2 separate regions of the Homo sapiens genome follow, and region 1 is linked to region 2. A link is a contact called in ENCODE Hi-C or POLR2A ChIA-PET data. All regions are on one chromosome and are shown on one strand. Each heading gives the region's core, a stretch centred on a gene start or an enhancer-like site at or near the end of the contact. The rest is flanking DNA. Distances are from core to core; before and after follow the strand shown. Region 1 holds the start of DNAH2 (dynein axonemal heavy chain 2). Region 2 overlaps CHRNB1 (cholinergic receptor nicotinic beta 1 subunit).

Evidence for each region. Hi-C counts contacts between places; a loop is a spot of excess contacts on that map. ChIA-PET counts read pairs that join two places held with the same protein, here RNA polymerase II (POLR2A). Pooled maps may share reads with other maps.
Region 1: a pooled map shows a loop between it and region 2 (3-fold over the local background). The contact joins the promoter of DNAH2 here to the enhancer-like site in region 2. A Hi-C loop is called at or near these places in 1 of 50 pooled maps. POLR2A ChIA-PET finds 5 or more read pairs at or near these places in 4 of 52 experiments (WTC11, activated CD4-positive, alpha-beta T cell and endothelial cell of umbilical vein).

The regions. Positions count from the first base shown.
Region 1 is chr17:7,712,521-7,720,114 of GRCh38, forward strand. DNAH2 (dynein axonemal heavy chain 2) reads left to right here and starts at 5,224. Exons shown (of 86, transcript NM_020877.5): 1 at 5,224-6,279; 2 at 7,201-7,380. The coding sequence starts at 7,215.
Region 2 is chr17:7,454,260-7,460,888 of GRCh38, forward strand. CHRNB1 (cholinergic receptor nicotinic beta 1 subunit) reads left to right here. Exons shown (of 11, transcript NM_000747.3): 8 at 38-261; 9 at 1,025-1,197; 10 at 1,535-1,682; 11 at 2,324-3,451. The coding sequence ends at 2,464. It overlaps ZBTB4 (zinc finger and BTB domain containing 4), which reads right to left. Exons shown (of 4, transcript NM_001128833.2): 4 at 5,119-6,629. Among named protein-coding and RNA genes, the nearest start is that of CHRNB1, 13 kb to the left of the region's middle. RefSeq lists enhancers at 1,432-1,933, 1,461-1,540, 1,621-1,780. Within about 2 kb of position 1,717, at least 33 of the 41 ENCODE cell types and tissues checked have a DNase peak (open chromatin) inside an H3K27ac peak, as active enhancers do.

The DNA.
Region 1 (7,594 bases), core at 3,974-6,473, 260 kb after region 2:
ACCTACATCTAGAGGCACAGGTGGAGAGACAAGAGGGAAGAGACGTGGGGATAAATAGTCTCCGTGACAGACAAGCACCTCGCCAAAGCAGCCAAGACATCATAACATGCTGAGAGACAGGAAGACACCTGGGGACAGATGCACAGCCAGGGAGAGGAACAGCACAGACTGCACAGCGCCTGGGACACGCCCCCTCAGAGCGCTGGCATCCAGAGACTCCCCGCAGCCCCGCTCGAATAGCACAAGACCAACAGCCTTTCACATGTGTAGTGACTTGGGTGTCTGGAGCTATTTGAAAATGCTGGTGACTTCCACGCAGAATAACACAGGCCGTCCTATTTGCTTTGTGGGGACAAATACACACACATATTCCTAGAGTAACAACTGCAACAAAACAACTACAGCAAAACGACTACAGGCACAGGAAGACATTTGTTTGTTCATTGGTTTGTTCGTTCACTCGCTCAGCAGCATGTTAAATGCTACTTTGTTTCAGGCACCGGTTCAGGCGCTGGGAGGACAGGGTGAGTAAGGCCAGGTCCCCGCTTTCACAAAGTCCACATTTAGGTGGGGAACGAAATAATACAATTTCAGGTGTGAAAAGGGATATAAACAAAACAGAATGACAGGATGAGGAGGATGGAGAGTAACCAGGAGCTGCTTTATTTATTTATTAATTTATTAATTTATTTATTTTTGAGATGGAATCTTGCTCTGTTGCCCAGGCTGGAGTGCAGTGGCGCGATCTCGGCTAACTGCAACCTCCACCTCCCGGGCTCAAGCGATGATTGTCCTGCCTCAGCCTCCCAAGTAGCTAGGATTAACAGGTGCCCGCCACCTTGCCCAGCTAAGTTTTGTATTTTTAGTAGGGTCGGGGTTTCAACATGTTGGCCAGGCTGGTCTCGAACTCCTGACCTTAGGTGCTCAGCCCACCTTGGCCTCCCAAAGTGCTGGGATGACAGGCATGAGCCACCGCACCCGGCCTGGAGCTGCTTTAGATGAGGAGGTCAGGAAGGTCCCTTTGAAAGAGATGCCCTTGATCAGGACCTTAAGTCATGAGACAGGAGTAAGCCATGCACACTGGGGACGGGCATGCTAGACAGAGGAACAGCAAGTGCACGGGCACAGAGGTGAGATTGTGGTGTGTTTGGGAACAGTAAGAAGGACATCACCACCACATGCATGTTTCGGATGTGTCCTGTTCTTCCCTAGCCTCGGCCTGGAGGGGAGTAAGTCACTTAGGGTCTTGGATCCACATTAAGGAAGTTGATCTCACTCAGTCTCCCATCCCCTTGCCTTTTGTTTCTTGTGTGTCTGTGACTTGTGTTTTCCTCGTCTAAATTTTAAGCTCTGGGAGGGCAAGGATGATGCTCTGAGCTTTTTTGGGGGCTGTGGCACAGCTGCTGGCAGAGTCCAGAGCAGGAAGGCAGAGCGGAAGTAAAGGAACCGAGAGGGCTGGGACCACAGAAGCTAGAGCTGTCGCCCTGCCATCCCCAAACCGCATAGGATTGAGGCTGTCTTGGGGCTGAGCTGTAGAGTGAAGCTCAGGCTTTGCCCTCCTTCCAAATAACGGCAGCTGAGGGATACTATTCAGCCCGAGGTGCGTGTGTGTGTGCGTGTGTGTGTGTGTGTGTGTGTGTGTGTGTTGGGGGTTTTTAGGGAAAGGGGAATGGGGCAAGGAGTGGCAGTGGGAATTTCTTTTCTTTTTCTTTTCTTTTTTTTTTTTTTTGAGACAGTCTCGCTCTGTGGCCCAGGCTGGAGTGCAGTGGTGCAATTCTCGTGCCTCAGCCTCCCGAGTAGCTGGGACTACAGGCATGTGCCACCACGCCCGGCTAATTTTTTGTATTTTTAGTAGAGATGGGGTTTCACCACATTGGCCAGGCTGGTCTTGAACTCCCGACCTCAGGTGATCCACCCACCTCAGCTTCCCAAAGTGCTGGAATTACAGATGTGAGCCACTGTGCCTGGCCTTGCAGTGGGAATTTCTGATGCGGAATGGTTGACATCATATCTGGAATTTTAATTAGAATGAAAAATGGCCCTTCCTAAGGGGCTATATGGGCCACCGTGGACATGGGGCTTGGGAGAGTTTTGAGACCTGGGAGAAATGTCACACGGTGGTTTGGAGGCAGGAGGCTGTCTGGCATAGGCTCAGAGTTGGGTGGGGGAAGGAAAAGGGACACAGAATGAATGGGAATGACAACTGGGCAGCCAGAGAGCTACTTGAAAGGTAGCAGGGAAAGTGGAGTTCTGAAGGGAGTTCTGAGGGGACCAGGCCCCAGGTACCCCAATTCCCACAGGGAATCGAAGTGTTCAGTTTTCTGGTTCTCCCTCTTCCTCCAGTTGCCATCAGAAACTCAGGCACCGCAACCCCAGTGGCTGGCGGGGTGATGTCGGGGGGAGACTGAGCTGCTTCAGGGGGTAGCAGCTGGTGAGTTGGGAGGAATCTGTGTGCTCAGCAAACAGCAGCCTCAGTGCCCGGTGGCTGCCTCCTCCCTCATCAATCAGCCCCAGCCAAATGTCCTTGCATTCCCACCACCCCAAGGGGACTGGGGCTGGGCCAGGGTCCCCAGGGGAGATGGGGATGGGTGGGGGGAGGTGAAGGGGGGTGCTTGGCTTCCTTTCCCTTGGCCTCTGTTCTCTTCTGTCCTGGAAGCTCTCAGTTCTTCATGTCATGGAATGACTATCCTGGCCCCTACCATCGTGGGGGCATCAGCTACAAATCACCTGTGGGGGGCTGCTGGGGGAGAAGGATGAGTCAGGCTGTAGAGTAATCTACTCTGGTTCTCACGGGACCAGCCCAGGGCACAGCCGGCAGGGAGGCTGCTGGCATAGAGGCCCTGTCTCCCCTGGCCTCTGTCTCTGATGAATGATCCGGACAGCAGGCCGAGACCCTGACCCCTGGAATGGACCTCTCTTTCCACCTTCTCCTAGCCCCCAGTCCTCATCCCCTGCTTCCAGCCAAGATCCAGAGGTCTGGCCCCCAGCTCACCCCAAATCTGCTGTTCCCCACTAGGGACTGGGGTCTCTAGACCTTAGCCTCTGGCTCCCTTTCCCCCTCCTCAGCCTTTGCTCCCCTCCGGGACCCAGGCGTCCTGCCCACTCCCTTCACCATAACAACCATTCTTTTGGAGTTGCTTAAGACTTTAATATCATTTCATTAAGTCAGCAAGTTCAGAGAAGGTTGGGGGCACAAAGAGACTGGGGGTGGGCAAAAGAGGGCCAAAGTAGGGGGGAGGCAAGGAAAGATCCCCCACCCCCCTCTCCGTGGAGATGGCTCTGAGAAATCAAATATTGACAATGAGGGAACAGAACTTATTAAATCTGGGACAGGGATGTGTGTGGGGAGCTGTGGGAATGGCCGGATGCCTGGGTTCGGAGGGTAATGAAGGTTCTGGGAGGAGGAAAAGGGCCGTGGCTGGGAGGTGCAGCAAGGCTGAGGCTCGAGGTCACAACTCTTCTGCCCTTTCCTTTGGGATGTACACGGTCTTGCAACCCTGGCTGTTTCTCTAGCCCCGAAGAGCCCCTGGGGAAAAGACCCCCATCATAGCTAGCTGTGGTTGCCCCGCCTTCGTCCCTTCCCCCTACCTCCACCTCTGTTGATGAGCTTCAGCAGCGTTTAATCGGATTGAGCAGTAATTAGCAAAGCGAGATGTTTGATTACCTATTTAGCATAATGTGGGGGGCTGGGATCCGTAGGCACAGCCACAGTTGGGGAGGGGGGTTTAAGAAAAGAAATGGGGTCTGTGCAAAGTTCCTTTCCCCGAGGGACCCATGAACCTTGCCCCTGAGGCTCCCCACCCCACGCCTCCAGCAAATTTTCACTCCTTTGGGACTTTTCCCTAGGGGTTCTGGCCAACCACATCACCTCTGTCTGCCACCCATGGCCTATCTGGCTAGAGGAACACCTCCACGTTCCATCTTAGCTGTGCTAGCTGTGCAGCTGGTTTTGGGGTGGGCGGTACTCCTCTCCTTCCATTCCTGCTGTCAGCAACAGGAGTCTGGCTGGGCAGGAGGAATTATTGGGGGTCGGGGGGAGGGAAAGGGTTGACACTTCTGGGAATAAAGATACGGTAGGTGGGAGGGTGAGGTCAGCGCTGGGATAGGGTGTGGTTAATCCACTTGCTCTTCAGGAGTACCAGGGACTGCCACTCCTGGTAGTGCCAGGCTGGCATAATGAGATCTGTTAGGTGTGAACGCCAAACAGAAAATGGGGGAACTGAGGTGCCAGCTTCTCTTCTCCTCATCCAGCAAAGAAAATGTCATAAATTTCGCTCCTCATGGAAATGTAATCAGTGGGCTCGCTGCTGGCTTTGTCTTAATTAGGCACTATTGATGGAAACAGGGAGGGCGCCTTCCCATCCCCCCACTCGGCTTCCTCCCTGTATTTCCCAGGTCTCCCCAAAGCTCCTCCCGGCACCAGGTACAGCGGTCTTCCAGGCGCCTTCTAGCAGCCCCGGCCCGCAGCGCCCCCTGGCACCCTCGGAGATGTACCCCGGCCCTCATAGCCCTCCCCTCTCGCCTCCTCTCTCACGACGCAGCCTTTGTTCCTATGGAGAGCGAAGCCCCTCCCAGGCCCGGTCACCTTCCCCAGGGAGTCCCCGCCTCTCATCCCCCCCAAAAACCAGCGATGCCTTCGAAAGCCAATCCTCAGATTCCCAAAACTCCAGTTCCCGTCTTCCCTCCCTTTCCCCGCCCCGCGCCGCCCCCCCGCAATCCTAGACCCCAATCCGAACTAAGAAGGGGGAAGGAGCAGGAGGGCAAGGGTGCTCCAGGCCCGGTTTTTCCCCCGGATCCAGCTGCACCCACGGCTGCCTGGAAATCCTGGAACGCCTTCTACATCGCGAATATCCCTCGCCGGCCTGGCGCCCGGCGCCATCTGCTGGACCCGTTCCGGCTGGGGCGCACAGACCTGGGCGCGGGGTCGGGCGATTGGGTTCTCCCTGCCTTTTCAATGTCCTGCGGGGCGGTGGCTCACTGTCTCTCGCCCCAGCCCTTCCAGCTGGGTCCTGACACCAGGCCCCCCGCACCCTTCGGCTCGCCAGATGTGGCTACTTTCCTTTAGTCCCGGAGCCTTCAAGCCCTGGGTCCCTGAGGGGTAGACCTGGGCGGGGTGGGGCCGCGAAGCAGGGATCCAGGGCGCCTGCGCGGAGGAGGCGGGCTCCGAGGGGCCGCACACCGGCCACTCGCCCCTCCCTGCCCGGGGTTGCCATGGGGACGCGTGCAGACGCCGGCCCGAGAGGGCTGCGAGGGGCAACTTCTTAGAGTGGCCCATCGGTCGGTCTAGGGAGGGGAGGGTCAGCGTGGCAAGGTGTGTGTCGGGGGCAGAGGGAAGGAGGGAAGGAGTGCTGGGGAGAAGGGGCAGTAGTGTCGGGGTAGGAAGGGACAGTTGTTGGGGAGAAGAGGCAGTTGTGGAGGGAGAGGGAGCAAGGAATATTTGTGTGGGGGAGGGGGAGGAGAAGGGGCAGTTGTGACAGCTGGGGGGGAAGAGCCATTCTGAGGGGAAATTTGCCTGCTGGTAACCAGTTTAAGGATACCAGCTGCTGGTATAAATACTGCTGGATAAATACTGCTGGATTTATACTGCAGGATAAATACTGCTGGCCCCTGCGGTATTTCCTAGTACTAGAGTGAGCCCCGACTTAGCAGAGCAGTTCCTCCTGGGGCCTGCGGTGTGGGATCGCGTGGTGAACCCCACGGTGCATGCGCCTCAGGCTCTAGTTTGAGGCAGGAAAGCGCAGCTTGATGCTTCTCTGGAGACTGATGGAGGAAGCCTCCTTGCTGTAGTTGGTTTTATTGATTTGCTGGCCTAACAGAACGTTTTTCCTTGGAGCAAAGTACAAATCCTTCAAGTTTGAAATTCATAACCTGAGATCAATGCCTGTGGCAGCCTGTGGGGATGAGGAAGGAGAGCCACAGGTGCCGTTAGGCTGCAGCCTAATGAAAAGAGAGTGCCCAGCGCCTCAGACTTTGCGCCTGGGATTCTGAGCACCTGTCCGAGATCCCCGCTTCCTGCCATCCTACCTTTCTGAGAGAGGCACCACTGTGACCTTCCTCGTGCCCCAATTGCTTTTTCCTCATGACACAATTTGAAATTTATGATTGGATGACTTTTGTCCTTCTTTCTTCCAATCTGTTCTCAGGGCATTTTGAGTCAAATAAATGATCCTGACTGATCTTAACCATTAGCACAGAGTTCCTCAGCCAACTCTGCTAAGAGACCTCAGTACACACAAAACAGTGTTCCTGCCCCTCAGGACTTCAAAGCGATAGACCCAGGTGGCAAATACTGTTTTTCTCTGTTTACAGATGTTGCAGATTTTAGTGGGATTGGGAGGAGCATATTTCCATTTAACTTGGGAGGAAAAGAGGTACATAGGAAAATCATCTTGGTTTGCTTGAATGATTGAACAGTGACAAAGGATGGGGGATGTGCACCCCTTCCTTGATCCTCTCTCACTCACTCATGGTCCTGGAGGGTAGAGTGGATGAGGGTTTGGGCAACCACACTTCAGCTTGATAGATCTTTTCCTGATTATCTTATGTTCTCATACCCCGGGGCAGAGATAGAGGTTCTAAATCCTCATTAGTGGGGTGTCTGGCCATCTTTTTTTTTTTTTTTTTTGAGATAGAGTCTCACTCTGTCAGCCAGGCTGGAGTATAGTAGCATGATCTTGGCTCACTGCAGCCTCTACCTCTCGGGTTCAAGAGATTCTCCTGCCTCAGCCTCCCGAGTAGCTGGAATTACAGGCACGCACCACCACTCCTGGCTAATTTTTTGTATTTTTAGTAGAGACGGGGTTTTGCCATGTTGGCCAGGCTGGTCTCGAACTCCTGACCTCAGGTGATCCACCCGGCTCGGCCTCCCAAAATGCTGGGATTACAAGCATGAGCCACCGCACCCAGCCTGGCCATCATCTTTAACTCCCATTTGTTCCTAGTGCCTTGAGGGACTGACTTTGATTTTTAGCCCAGTGCCCCGAAGACAGTAGGATATCCTAGGGAAAAACAGCAAGGCCTCCCAGGCCCCTGTGGAGTACAGAGCCCTTGTGGTTAATGGAGCAGGGTGTGGGTACCACCAGAAAAGATGATCATATTGAGTTTCAGTCAATTTATGAATTCAAAAGGGACTGCTTGTATCAGGGGGCTGGTTCAGGGGTGGTATCTGCTTGTAGACTCTCCACTCCTGTATACCTGTAGGTTTTGCCTGCACGATGTCCAGCAAAGCTGAGAAGAAGCAGCGATTGAGTGGCCGAGGAAGCTCCCAGGCAAGCTGGTCAGGGCGGGCCACTCGGGCTGCTGTGGCCACACAGGAGCAGGGGAATGCCCCGGCTGTCAGTGAGCCAGAGCTGCAGGCTGAGCTCCCCAAGGAGGAGCCTGGTGGGTACTTGCTGGGGCAGAGGATGCTTAGCAATGGAGGGTGGGGAAAGTCAGAGGGGCTTGGAGGCATTTTAGGGCTGGGGAGCAGGCGCTGTTGCTTCTGGGCAGGAAACGGGCTAAGTGACGCCCCCAGCCATGGAGGTTCAGCAGCCCTGCCACTGAGTCCTTTTTTTGTATGTCTTCCTCCTGGCCAGCCTCATCCTTGTTCTTTCTG
Region 2 (6,629 bases), core at 467-2,966:
AAGTCTAATCCTTCTCTCTTCCCCTCTGCCCTCCAAGGAGAGAAGATGGGGCTCTCAATCTTTGCCCTGCTGACCCTTACTGTGTTCCTGCTGCTGCTGGCTGACAAAGTACCTGAGACCTCACTATCAGTACCCATTATTATCAAGTACCTCATGTTTACCATGGTCCTCGTCACCTTCTCAGTCATCCTTAGTGTCGTGGTTCTCAACCTGCACCACCGCTCACCCCACACCCACCAAATGCCCCTTTGGGTCCGTCAGGTAAGAAAGATCTCCTCCTCCAACCCCAATTTTCCTTTTACAGACCATAGGGAGAACTATAGCTATGTGGCAGAGTGTTGAAGTGTCCAAGCTTGTTGAGTGTTGAAATGTTGCACAGTTAAGCTAGCCCCCATCATTATCATTTCACAGATCCCATACTCTCTTCATCAATACTGCCCATCTCGGGTCCCAGGGAAATATTCTTAGGGTTAGGTACTATCAGATTGGAAGCCCTCTCTTTCCAGTTGGGATACCTCCCAACCCACTAAATAGCTTTTTTTTTTTTTTTTTTTTTTTTTTGAGATGGAGTTTTGTTCTTGTGGCCAGGCTGGAGTGCAATGGCACAATCTCAGCTCACTGCAACCTTCACCTCCCAGGTTCCAGCGATTCTCCTGCCTGAGCCTCCCAAGTAGCTGGGATTACAGGCACCCGCCACCACGCCCAGCTAATTTTTGTATTTTTAGTAGAGAGAGGGTTTCACCATGTTGGCCAGGCTGGTCTTGAACTCCTGACCTCAGGTGATCCACCTGCCTTGGCTTCCCAAAGTGCTGCGATTACAGGCGTGAGCCACCGCGACAGGCCCAACCCACTAAAGAGCTCTTAGGTCTGTGTGGCTGCATTTCCTTGTGTAGCTCGTTTGTGGAAGAATATGCACGCACATACTCACGCGCGGGAATGGGCATGTGGAGTGGGGTGGTTGGCTGTTTCCCTTCTGGTCTGAAAGCATGAAAGCCCCCACCAATACGCCTCTTCTACTCTGCAGATCTTCATTCACAAACTTCCGCTGTACCTGCGTCTAAAAAGGCCCAAACCCGAGAGAGACCTGATGCCGGAGCCCCCTCACTGTTCTTCTCCAGGAAGTGGCTGGGGTCGGGGAACAGATGAATATTTCATCCGGAAGCCGCCAAGTGATTTTCTCTTCCCCAAACCCAATAGGTAGGACTACGCCCGTTACCCACATAAGAGGGAGAGGGAGAACTACAGTTCCCAGAAGAGTGTGCGGAAGAAGCGGCCCATGCTCTCGGAAGACGCTGTGGTTGAGCATCATGGGAGTTGTAGTACTCCTGCTGCTCACTTTGAGGGGAGGTGGGAACTAAAACAGAGGCGGTGGAAGAAGTTGCACAAGGCTAGAGAGATCACTGCTGGAGGGAAAAGCATGATGGGCTCTCGGGTTTTGAGAACTGGCAAGTTGTTGGAGGCAGCTGGAGCGGGGCCTGGGTCGCCGGCACTGGCTGTCTTTGCGTTTGGGCGTGGCCAGTCACTCCTCTTCCAGGTTCCAGCCTGAACTGTCTGCCCCTGATCTGCGGCGATTTATCGATGGTCCAAACCGGGCTGTGGCCCTGCTTCCGGAGCTACGGGAGGTCGTCTCCTCTATCAGCTACATCGCTCGACAGCTGCAGGAACAGGAGGACCACGATGCGGTATGTCCAACGGGGGTGGAACAAGGCCAGGTCTAGGCGACCTTGGCCCCACCCCCAAATTCCGCACCAGCACTCGCTTTCGTTTTTTTTGTGTGGTTTTTTTTTGGCTTTTTTTTTTTTTTTTTTTTTTTGAGACAGAGTCTCGCTCTGTCGCCCAGGCTGGAGTGCAGTGGCTCGATCTCGGCTCACTGCAACCTCCGCCTACGGGTTCAAGCGATTGTCCTGCCTCAGCCTGCCGAGTAGCTGGGACGACAGGGGCGCGCCACCACGCCTGGCTAATTTTTGTATTTTTAGTAGAGACGTGGCTTCACCATGTTGGCCAGGCTGGTCTGAAACTCCTGACCTCAGGTGATCCGCTCGCTTCGGCCTCCCAAAGTGCTGGGATTACAGGCGTGAGCCACCGCGCCCGGCCTCGCTTTCGTTTCTGATTGGACCTCTCCCTCATTTGGTCCCACCCCCTGCTTACCTACTGGTTCTTTATGCCCATGCATTGCCTGCAGTCTCGCTCTCCTGTTGGCGCTGCCGGCTGTTGCCTCAAACCAGTGGTAGGAGGACTCAAGCGGGTAGCGGGCGGGGAAATGGGGGGGTTTCCCTGGGGGTCTGGGCCCAGAGCTCAGGAAGTTTCCTTTGCCTACCCACAGCTGAAGGAGGACTGGCAGTTTGTGGCCATGGTAGTGGACCGCCTCTTCCTGTGGACTTTCATCATCTTCACCAGCGTTGGGACCCTAGTCATCTTCCTGGACGCCACGTACCACTTGCCCCCTCCAGACCCCTTTCCTTGAAGACTGGAGGGTTGAGACCCAGGCCCCCTGCCAGTTGAAGTGAGAGTTTGGTGATACTGTCAAGCCCTATCCTTCTCTGCCTCTTAACTCCTTCACGAGGAATCTGGGCCTCTTATTTCGTTTCTGGGGACTGCATTGGACTGAGGGCTGGGTAGGCAGGTGTCTTGGACCCACCTGAAATGCAGTATCATCTGATTTACTCTTTGGGATCTTGAAGAAGCTCTTTTGGGTATCAACACCTAGGTCGCCAGTGAAATAGAACACAGAACAGGAACTAGATTATAAGCCTTATGAGGTCAAGAAATGTGACTTGGCCGGGCGCGGTGGCTCACGCCTGTAATCCCAGCACTTTGGGAGGCCAAGGCGGGCGGATCACCTGAGGTCGGGAGTTTGAGACCAGCCCGACCAACATGGAGAAACCCTGTCTCTACTAAAAATACAAAATTAGCCAGGTGTGGTGGTACATGCCTGTAATCCCAGCTACTAGGGAGGCTGAGGCAGGAGAATCACTCGAACCCGGGAGGCAGAGGTTGCAGTGAGTCAAGATCACGCCATTGCACTCCAGCCTGGGCAACAAGAGCGAAACTCCATCTCAAAAAAAAAAAAGTGTCTTGTTCACTGCAGCATGCCCAGTGCCACGCACAGGTGCTGACCTATAGTAAGTGCTTAACATTTGTTGAATAGGGGAAAGAAATTTCCGGAAGTAAATACAGCAATTAATAATGTTTATAAGCTGGGCATGGTCGCTCAGGCCAGTAATCCCAGTGACTTAGGAGGCTGAGGTGGGAGGATTACTTGAAACCCACAGTTTGAGACCAGCCTGGGCAACATAGTGAGACCCTGTCTCTAAAAAAATAAAAATAGAAATAAAGTAGTGCTTATTGTTTGCATGTTGGGTCTTGTGGTCGTTTTCTTTTTACCTTTCTGTAATTTATTATGTTTTGTAATGTGTACTATCTCTGGGATTAAAAAAAGTTATTTCTACAAGCATGCATTGGTAATGAGAAAAAACAAGCGTTTTGAAGGCCTTCATTCAAGTTCCAACCTTGGTGCTCACACAAGCCACTAGCTTGCTCTGTACTTGTTTCGACATCTGTAAAATGAAACTAATGATAGCATATGCCCTATAGGATTGTCTGGGGATCACAGGAGATGGGAAAAAAGCACTATGCGATATGTATCAGAGGTTGCAACGGTGTGTTTTTTGTTTGGCCTGCACAGTTTTAAATTTGAACTAGTTCACTACTTTTATTTTTTATTTTTTTTCAAGACAGAGTCTCGCTGTGTTGCCCAGGCTGGAGTGCAGTGGCGGGACCTCGGCTCACCACAACCTCTGCCTCCCGGGTTCAAGTGATTCTCCTGGCTCAGCCTCCTGAGTACCTGGGACTGCAGACCCACACCACCATGCCCAGCTAATTTTTGTACTTTTAGTAGAGATGGGGTTTCACTATGTTGGCCAGGCTGGTCTAGAACTCCTGACCTCGTGATCTGCCCGCCTCGGCCTCCCAAAGTGCTGGGATTACAGGCGTGAGCCATCACGCCTGGCTACTAGTTCACTGCTTTTAAAATGTGGATATTTCATGAGAAATTTGGCTTCCTGGCTTCTCTTGAAAATAATCTTATTTAAAAAAAAACTATAGAGACAGGGTCTCACTATGTTGCCCAGGCTGGTCTTGAACTTCTGAGCTCAAGTGATCCACCTGCCTTGGCCTCCCAAAATGCTGGGATTACAGGTATGAGCCATCACACCCAGCCTCAAAGATAATTTTAAAAACTATAGTAGTCCGGGCGTGGTGGTTTATGCCTGTAATCCCAGCACTTTGGGAGGCTGAAGCAGGCAGATCACGAAGTCAGGAGTTCGAAACCAGCCTGACCAACATGCTGAAACCCCGTCTCTACTAAAAATACAAAAATTAGCTGGATGTGGTGGCGTGCACCTGTAATCCCAGCTACTCAGGAGCCTGAGGCAGGAGAATCGCTTGAACCTGGGAGGTGGAGGTTGCAGCGAGCCAAGATCGTGCCACTGCACTCCAGCCTGGGCAACAAGAGCGAAACTCCATCTCAAACAACAACAACAACAAAAAACTATAGTAACACCAGGCCTGATTCCCCTGTTGGCAACAACTTGTGTAGAGCTTAGTGGCTGCCACTCTGGTCAAGTTATTCATACCATAATTCCTCAAAGCCCCTGTAAACCTGACCCACGTCACTTAGTTTACCTGCCCATCCCTCCGTAACACTAGAAAAGATACAGGGGGCAACGAATTGAAGCCAATGGGGAAGCCACAAGTGGAAAAAGAAAGGTTGTGTCTCTTATGGCCATCACACATTTTATGCCTCAGTTTTCTTTCAATTTGGAAGGAAGGTTAGACCTGGTTTAAGGCAGGGCCATTTTGGACATAGAGATCTCGCGCCCAGCAGGTTGTATGAACTAGACTGTTAATATTTCTGGCTGGATGTTGGGCCAAAGTCAGCTTGAGCCTACAGTCAACAAGCCCTCACTCAACTACTCAACTGCTGGAAGTTGCGTCCAAACAGGGAGCATTGGGCCACAACTCACAGGGATCCTTGTGGGACAAAGTTAGCATGTTCCTTTCCCCCAGACCCACCAGCCACGCAAATAATTGCACCTGGCATCCCACTGTGGAGCACAGTTCATTTGTCTTGTTGGTTTATTGGCCTACAGAGTTGGACACACACACAAATGCGGAGATAAATATTGGTCAGTTTCTCTAAATCTGGGTCCTCACTACGTATAGAGCTAGTCTGTAGAATTCTAAATTTTGCGTGCTGCGGCACAGAACCAGTGGCCTTCTCACTCTGCCACCACCCGTCTTCCCAGGGAACATGGGGAAAGAGGGCACGAACTGACAAGACTTGATCATTTTCAAAAGACAAAACTGCAAAATCCCAAATTTCCAACATCTGAAACTCACAATATTCAAATTCCCCAGCTCAAATACATATATTTTAATCTCCACGTCGCCACAATCTCATTTGTTGCCCAGAACCACCACATTCTGGAAGCTATTTTCCTTGATCATATTTAAGAAAAAAAAAATGTCTACAATCTCAATTCTCCCAAAAAAAAATGTCCATGGTTTTGGAATTTTGACCTATTCTGAAGTTCCAATTCTCCGGTCCATCCTCAACCCTTCCATTTTCCCATGCCTGTTTGCCTCAGAGGAGTATGGGTTAAGGATATAGGGGCACTGTCGTCACCTCTGCCCCTGCCTCCAGGCCTTCCTCAGTCTCTCTTGTGGTTCCGCTGTATAGATAGATAGATATATAATTTGTGTGTAGATATATATATATGTATTCTTTATTACGTATTTTTTTGCAGTTTTTCTAAAGTGCCAGAAACAAGATTTGTGGGAATTTTTAGTGATTTTTTTTTTTGTGTGTTTTTCCCCATTTGAAACCTTTCCCCCCCTTAAAAATTGGAACTTGGTACATTCAGTAGGAAATTCGTCACTCAGGCTGTGGCCAAGACCAAGAAAAGTGCAAAGAGACAGAGGAGGAATGAAGGAGTGACTCCTCTGTGGTTAACATTCAGGGAGCCTGTCTAAAACCTCCCCTTTTGTATATGCTGGGAGGGTATGAGGGGTAGGAGGATGGTCCTGGCCCTCCCTAAACTCACCTCCCTCCAAAAGCCATGATCTTGCCCTTGGCAGTGATTGCTGCTAGGGCAGCCATCTTGGCCCCAAAAACAGTAGCTGGGGAAAAGGCTGCCATTTTGATGACAGCAACTTTTCCTTTTAAAACTGCACTCCTCTAATTCCCATTTGTCAAATTTGCTCCCCCATACTGGCTCTCCCCTTGTGAGCTATTTTTTGGGGGGAGGTGGGTGGGATGGGAAATATTTATCCAATCACAGAGCAGGGAGGCCCAGTTTTCAAAGAGAATTAGGAGCAAACATTTATCTCCCCCACTGGAAGGAAATACAGGGACCCTGACCAGGGTTAACTAGTGCAAATTAGGGATTAGGGACTATTTAAAGTCCCTGTACCCCATCCCTAGGCTGGGATCTTTGGGTGTGGGGAACTGAGTCAAAGATGGGGTGTAAGGTGCTATTTTGAAGGGAAAGTTGGTGGGGATACCCCAAAGCCCACCAGAAGAGTAGAATGGTTCCCCCAAAACCATCTGGAGTGATTGGTGAGGGGAG